Linked DNA regions of Homo sapiens: all the other regions are linked to region 2. A link is an interaction called in ENCODE POLR2A ChIA-PET data of the cell type or tissue named here. Cell type or tissue: PC-9. All regions are shown on one strand.

Region 1 (2,500 bases), 140 kb after region 2:
GTGAAATAAACAAATAACCATCCCACCCCATGCCCACACACTCAGACACATACACACAAAAACCCCAGCAGTTTAGAAATACAGAAATTAGTTTCTCTCACACATAAAATAAGCCGGAAAGTAGGCAGCCCAAGATTGCACAATCACCTGGATTCAGGCTCCTTTCTCCCTCCTGCTCTGTCGGCTTCCTGGTCCTGGAAGTCTGCTTGGCTCCTACCATCTCATCTCCTTTTTCCAAGCAGTGAGGAGGAGGAAGGTGCAAAAATGAACCTACACCTTACCATTTAAAAACACTTCACAGACTGGCCTTTGTGGCTCACCCCTATAATTCCAGCACTTTGGGAAGCTGAGGCAGGAGAACTGATTGAGCCCGGGAGTTACTGAGACCAGGATGGGCAATGTAGGGAGACTCTGTGTCTACGAAAATTTTAAAAATTAGTTGGGCATGATGGCTGACAACTGTGGTCCCAGCTACTCAGGAGGCTGAGGCGGGAGGATCACTTGATCCCAGGAGGTTGAGGCTGCAGTGAGCTTTGATGGCACCACTGCACTCCAGCTTGAGCAGTAAAAGCAAGATTCTGTCTCCAAAATAAAGAAATAAATAAAAATATTTATCAGCTATTACATCCAACATTTCCATTAACATCCCATTGGCCAAAATTTGGTCTCATAGTCTTGTCTAGCAATCAGGAGGCTAGGAAATAGTCTTTATTCTGGGTGGGCGTGTGCCTAGCTAATAACTGGGGGTTCTAGCACAAACAAAGGAGAGAATGGATATTAGAGAGGAAAGGAGCATTCCATTCCCCAGCTGGGTGGATAACAAACTGCCTCTGAGCAAGAAACATAATGAAAATATTCAAACACAGGGAAGGCTGCCCCAAGATTGACTTATTTGTTTATTTATTTGTTAGGGTATAATTGTCAATGGTTTACTTATTGTGTCTTATAGAATCATAAGCTAGATTATGTCCTCAGCCCTCCTGGAAATGCTTGGCAGAGTGTGCGTCCCATTCAACCTCCACAGCGTAAAGGAAAGGGAAGGCACTTGGGGAGATTTCAAAGAAAAGCCACCAGGATGACTAATAGCTCAAAACAATAAGACCTAGGACGCACTGTTAAGGAATGAGTCAGCCAGGGAAAGAGATGGCTAGAGGGTGACTAAATAATGATCCCTTGCTATACAAAGGTCTCTGCACAGAGGAGGAGGGAGTAGGAGCAGGAGAAGAAGGAGGAAGATGACCAGGAGTATGGTCATCTCCACTAGGGGTTGAACGGAAGGAAACGGGAGCAGGAGTGACTTAAAGATACCTGAAAGGACAAATGTGCTGAAGGGGATGCTTGTCAAAATACAGGAGATGGTATAAACATATAGCACGTGGGGATTATACATTGGCATCTCTGACCACCGTGGTATTTGAATGTGCTCTTCACTAAAGCAAAGCTTGAGAGTTTGCGGGGAGGGAGGGGCATTCACAGGTGGAGGGAGGGTGAACGACCAGAACTCCTATGATTTCCTTCTCTGTGCCTCAGTTTCCCTCATGGAATAACCATGTGTTGGAGTTCAGAAAAGAGATCCTATATTGATTTGAAAGATACACTCTGGTTTTGCAGATGTACAGAAAATAATAACTAAACAATATCAGTATGTGGCAGAAGAGATCCTACCAGTAGAAAGGAATGCCCTTTCTGCATTTTAAGATCTCATTTTTTAAATTATAAAAGGAATATAATGGCTTTCCAGTCAAGGTGGCCCCATAAGATGCATGCCATCTGCTGCACACATTCAACAATGTCAAACTAATACACAAAGAGAAAACCAAAAAAGATATAGCATGGCTCAGAAACAAGACAATTATTTACATGGACCAGAAACAAGAGAGAGCTGAATGAGGCAGAAACTAGGACCAGGGGCCGTGGGTCTCAAACAGGCAGTGGTAGTTGAGAATCTGGCTTCTCTAGAGACCAAAGCCAGGAGCCTGTAGAAGCCAGGGGCTGCAGTAGAGCTCTCCTTCCTCCTCTCCCCCAGCGCCTGCTCCTCTCCCACTCCCCAGGGGTAACCACTCTCCCTTTTCAGCCCTCCTGAGAGCCACTCTGTAAGATGAGGACATGTGGCATCTACAGGGCTTCCCACCTCGCTTCTCCTTCCCTGATTTCTATTCAATTCTGCCACTGTCCTTACCTCTTCATTCTGTTAACTATGATTCTTTTGTGTTTTGTATATAGGTGCACTGCAGAAACGAGTAATATGACTAAACCCATAGAAAAGGGAACATATTCTATGTTATTAAATCTGCCATGATTTAATGGAATATTTTTCCAAATTCAATACATAGCTCAAAATCATGTCATATTTTAGTTAGCTTCGGTTTTTTCATTTGTTTTTTGGTTTTTGGGTTTTTTTTAAAAGACAGAGTCTCACTCTGTCACCCAAGCTGGAGTGCACTGGTGTGATCATGGCTTACTGCAGCCTCATCCTCCCGTGCTCAGGTGATCCTCTCAC
Region 2 (2,500 bases):
AAGGAGTGGTCAGCCCAGCCCTCCATTTCCTCTTGCCCACGCAGTCACATCTCTGCAATCTAGCTTGCGCTTCGCACCCCCACCCCCAGATCAACTGTGACCTCATTGTCAAATCCAAGGGACATGTTTTTATCCTTATCCTGCGTGGCTGTCCATCATCTGACCCTGTGGGCTACTCTCTTCCGGGTCTCTCCCTGCTGCCTTTTCTGTCTGCCTTGTGGGTTTCCTACTTGCACCTCCTCCGTGTTCCCCAGGACACCATCAGGGCCCCCTGTACACCTTAATCTACACACACTTCCTCTTCTAAATTAATGGTTTCAAATAGCAATGCCACACTAATGACTCCCAAGCCCATGGTTAGCGCTGCCCTCCCTGAACTCTTGCTCCACGTGTCTAACCACCTGCTGGGCATCTCCAGCAGGAGATAAGCTGAAGCTTGAGACATAAGCTGAAACCTGAAGGATGGCTGGGTTTTGAAACTAAGAAGTTGGGGTGGGGTGGGAGTGCTCCAGGCAGGAGAAATGACACGTGCACATGTTCAGTGGGGAGAAGGCTCACGCACATTGCCTTCCAGGGACTCAATCCAGCAGGAGCTCACTAAGTTCAAGATCAAACATTACCATTCCCCAATAGGAATTCATCCTCCCCTGTTCTCTAGGTGTAGGTGCTATTAACTAGTCACCCAAGCCAGAAATGAGAAGTCCAGTTACCCACTCGTTCATGTATTCATTTGCTATTCCTTAGGCACATGCAGACAAGATGCACACATTGCTCACAGCCCTGCCCTCACAATGCGGAATCCACTGAGGTAGGGAGGCTGTCTGCTGGTGGTGGTGTGAGGTCATGAGCTGGCAGCCGGGTCAACAGGCAGTCACATCTCAGTGTGGAGGTGCTGGGACGGAGGAAGTGCTGGGGCTGTGGAAACACTCAGGAGGGAATCAGGAAAGACTTCCTGAGGTGGCGACATAAGCTGAAACCTGAAGGATGGCTGGGTTTTCAAAGTAAGAAGTTGGGGTGGGGTGGGAGCTTTCCAGGCAGGAGAAATGACACATGCACATGGTTTAGCAGGGAGAGGGCTCATGCACAATGCATTCCAGGGACTGAGTCAGTATGGCAGATGCCCAGATTGTAGACAGGGTGAGGGTGTGTGTGCCTGAGAGAGACGAGACAGAGAGACCAAGAGACAGAGTGACAGAGGTGTTTAGGAGCTGAGCTCTCAGGGACCTGGTTAAAGAAAATGGATTTTGCTCAGAGGAACATGGAGTCACTGCAGTGTCTTAAGCCAGAGAGTTCTTTCAGCATCTATTCAATAAATGTGTACACTTTAAAAAGAGCCCTCAAATTTCACTGTGAGAATGTGTTTGTAAAGGCCAAGCCTGCAGGCAGAAAGGTTGAGCAGGAGGCCCAGGTGACTAGCCTCACCAGGGCAATGGACGAGAGGTAAGACAGGTTCAGGAGAGTTTGCAGAGCCAGTCCTACTAACAGAACTTGCTCAATGTCTGAATGTCTGTGCAGGAGGAAGATGAAGGACTGAAGGAAGGTTTCCAGCCAATGACAGGTGCACATGGGTGGATGATGGCACCGTGCAGGGTGAGGGAAGCTGCAGGAAGGTCAGTGTTGGGGCAGGAAGTAGGTAGAGCAAGTTGAGTCTGGGGTGTCTGTGTCATAACTGGGTAAAACTGCACAGGGGACACAGCTGGAGACACAGGCCTGGGACCTGGGAGATCTGGGCTAGAGATAAAGGTTTGGTAGGCACTGTTATCCGATGATAACTGAAGCCATGGGAGCAGACATGGTTGTTTCAGAAGAGTCTAAACAAAGCAAACTGCCTAGAACAGAGCCCTGCAGAACATCAACTTTTGTGGTTAAGAGCAGACTCCCTCCTGCTTACTTCCATGGCAAACTCTCCACCACGCCCTAGACTGCCCTCAGTACCTGGAGTCCCGAGCCCCCACCTCCAACCCCAGTGCCTTCACCTTGTCCAGGTTCCTGTCCCTTCTCAATGGGATTCCTACTACCTTCTCAGGGGTCTTTCTCTTCCAGTCAGGCTCTCCTCTCCAATCTACCTCCTCCGCTGCCACTGAAATGACCTTACCAAAATGTCATCGTGAGAAATCAGTCATTAACATTCCTCAAAAGTTCCCTATGTCCATTTTAGGAAAATCCAGACTCCTTACCTGGATAAAAAGGGCCCTTGGGGATTAGAATCCTCCTTTTCTCGCCAAATATTGCCAAGTGTACTGCAGCCACATGAAAGCTGTACTTCCCAGACGTGTGATGCTTGTGTGTGCCACCATGCCTTCTCATGGACTGTTTTCTTGAAACCCAGAATGCCGCCCGCCTCCACCCTATCTTTGATCTAAATAACCCTGACTTCTTGGAAGCTCAGTTCACGTGCTATTTCCCCTGAGGCCTTTTCTGCTCAGTAATATGATTTAGATGCCTTTTCCCGGTGTTCCTGCATCATCTTATTTATGCTCCCATTATGGCTCTCAACACT
Region 3 (2,500 bases), 1.7 Mb before region 2:
CTTATATCAAGGGATTCTTTTTTTTTAATCCAAATGATTTCTGTGTTTCTAGTAGCTGTATCAGTTAGCTTGGGCCCTGCAGTACCAGTGTGGGATTTAACCAGATAGAGAGTAGCAATAAACAGCATTCAGTGAAGAGGGGACAGCGTCAAGTGAGACTAGAGATGAGAAGGACCTTGACCCTTTTGAGGAAATGATAGAAGGCCAGATTAGCCATAGAGCAGAAAGATGAGGTTCCAGAAGTCATGGAGTCCTTATTTGCCATGTTGAGTTTTGTCATTATATTAATACCTCAGGCAATTTGGGTCTATTAAAGGGATTTGATGAGATTTGTATTTTAAGATTAAGAGCATTCTGACAGCCATATGGAAAATAGCATTCAGGAAGGCAAGAATTGTCATGGAGAACTGTTAGGAAGCTTTTGTAGAGCTCCACGTGTATTACTGAGGCAAAGCTAGGTAGATTAATTGGGGGTCCATGGTAATCAGGGATCCATGGTAGAAACAGGCTCAAGTTTTTTTTATATACATGTTTGTGTGTATGTAAGTATTTACAAAATATAATAAAATGTCATATCAAAGAAATAATATGCTAGTCAATTTAAAAGTTGGTGAATTATTTGGAGAAACATAAAATGAAATCCTTATTTTTATTTCCATGTCTCATAAAATCTAGGACGTCTATAGAAGATAGGTGGCAATTTTAGAGATACTAAATATGAAAGAAAAAAATCTTAATAAAATACAAAACATGGAAACATAAATTACAGTTGGATGAAAGAGGTAAAAAAGTAAAACCCCATGTGCAGAGGTAAAAGGTAAATGAGGAAAGTAAAATGCTTGATTTTTTTTTTTTTTTTTTTTTGGGATACAGTGACTTGCTGTGTCATGCAGGTTGGAATGCAGTGGTGTGATCTTACCTCACTGCAACCTCCACCTCCCTGGCTCAAGTGATTGTCCTACGTTAACCTCCTAAGTAGCTGGGACCACAAGTACGCAGCACCACGCCTAGCTAATTTTTAAAAAATTTTTTGGCCAGGCGCAGTGGCTCACGCCTGTAATCCCAGCACTTTGGGAGGCCGGGGCAGGTGGGTCATGAGGTCAGGAGATCAAGACCAGCCTGGCCAAGATGGTAAAACCCCGTCTCTACTAAAAATGCAAAAGCTAGCCGGGCACAGTGGCAGGCACCTGTAATCCCAGCTACTCGGGAAGCTGAGGCAGGAGAATTGCTTGAACCTGGGCAGCAGAGGTTGCAGTGAGCTGAGATCACGCCACTGCACTCCAGCCTGGGCACTAGAGTGAGACTCCGTCTCAGAAATAAAAAAAAAATTTGTAGCCACAGGGTTTTGCCCTGTTGCCCAGGCTGGTCTCCAATTCCTGGGTTCAAGCAGTCTGCCCAAAATGCTTGATTTTTAGGTGCTTATTTTTTCACATTTTAACATCTCTGAAATTGAGATACATCTTACAAGAGTCTAATATTAGAAATACATATTAAATTATGTAAATGAGACAAATAATATACTTAATGTTGAAATAGCTCTTAGAAATATATAAGAAAAATACCGTAAGAAAAGTGTGCAAATCACAAGTAAGCAGTTCATGAAAGAAGAAATATACTTGTCTCATGAGCATTTGAAGAAAATGGTTTTCTTCACCAAATATAAACTAAGAATTATTATGAAGTGGCATTTTTCACCTACATAACTGGCAAGGTTTTTTATAAAATATGTCCGTTGTTGTGAGGGTGTGATAAGGTATTCATGGCAGATGGGAAGATAAATTGTGATAGTTGTTTTAAGGGATTGTCAGATTGGAGAAGTACAGGTAATCTGACAGTATTCTGTACTGATAGGGCCTTAAAAAGTGTCAGGTAAAGTTATCAGGAGTTAAACTGGTAGGCAACAACATAAATTTTCCATACAGGATATTTTTCACGGAAGATGGTTGAGAAAGGGAAATTCTTGCCCTTGAAAGTATATGTACATCTGCCATATATCTGCTTATGTGTACAGATGTCTTCATAAAATGCTTTGCTTCTGAGTTCATGACGAGGGTTGAGAAAGGGAAATTCTTGCCCTTGAAAGTATATGTACATCTGCCATATATCTGCTTATGTGTACAGATGTCTTCATAAAATGCTTTGCTTCTGAGTTCATGATGAGTCATGACATCACATGATGTTTATGAGGCAAGCAAAGAAATGCTTAACAGTTTATATTTATACTTTAATTTGTGTTAATTTAAAGCTTGTATTTGGAGTATGTTGTTCAATTACCAATTTTTTTTACGTGAAGCTTCTTGAATTTTCTAGGTGATAAAACGGGAACAAGACCAGAGTAAGTTTACAAATTTACCCTTAAGGCATTTTAATTGAAGAGTTTAACTTATTAAATTGTAGGCAGATGGTATAATTGAAAGTAAATATCATATACATTTAGGAGAAAAAACTTTTTTGTAATGGTATTCGTTAAAAGTAAAATAATAGACGTATGTTCTGGTAA

The links. ChIA-PET counts read pairs that join two places held together with the same protein. Peaks named below come from ENCODE experiments on the same cell type or tissue, not always from the same donor. Only the 100,000 strongest peaks of a DNase experiment are listed, where the experiment ranks them.
Region 1: POLR2A ChIA-PET joins it to region 2 with 7 read pairs; 2 of 35 experiments call an interaction of 5 or more read pairs at or near these places.
Region 3: POLR2A ChIA-PET joins it to region 2 with 5 read pairs; 1 of 35 experiments calls an interaction of 5 or more read pairs at or near these places.

What each region holds. Positions count from the first base shown.
Region 1 is chr13:27,194,297-27,196,796 of GRCh38, forward strand. No RefSeq gene overlaps it. Among named protein-coding and RNA genes, the nearest start is that of USP12-DT, 23 kb to the left of the region's middle. RefSeq lists an enhancer at 517-1,716. In PC-9, no CTCF peak of the experiment used is centred here; a DNase peak (open chromatin) is centred at 1,145; H3K27ac peaks cover 2,051 bases.
Region 2 is chr13:27,053,319-27,055,818 of GRCh38, forward strand. It overlaps LOC105370124 (a long non-coding RNA gene), which reads right to left. Exons shown (of 2, transcript XR_941767.3): 1 at 2,178-2,500. Among named protein-coding and RNA genes, the nearest start is that of USP12-AS1, 71 kb to the right of the region's middle. In PC-9, no CTCF peak of the experiment used is centred here; DNase peaks (open chromatin) are centred at 393, 1,063 and 1,443; H3K27ac peaks cover 2,500 bases.
Region 3 is chr13:25,317,016-25,319,515 of GRCh38, forward strand. NUP58 (nucleoporin 58) reads left to right here. Exons shown (of 16, transcript NM_014089.4): 7 at 2,311-2,335. Among named protein-coding and RNA genes, the nearest start is that of NUP58, 17 kb to the left of the region's middle. In PC-9, no CTCF peak of the experiment used is centred here; DNase peaks (open chromatin) are centred at 946 and 2,166; H3K27ac peaks cover 2,500 bases.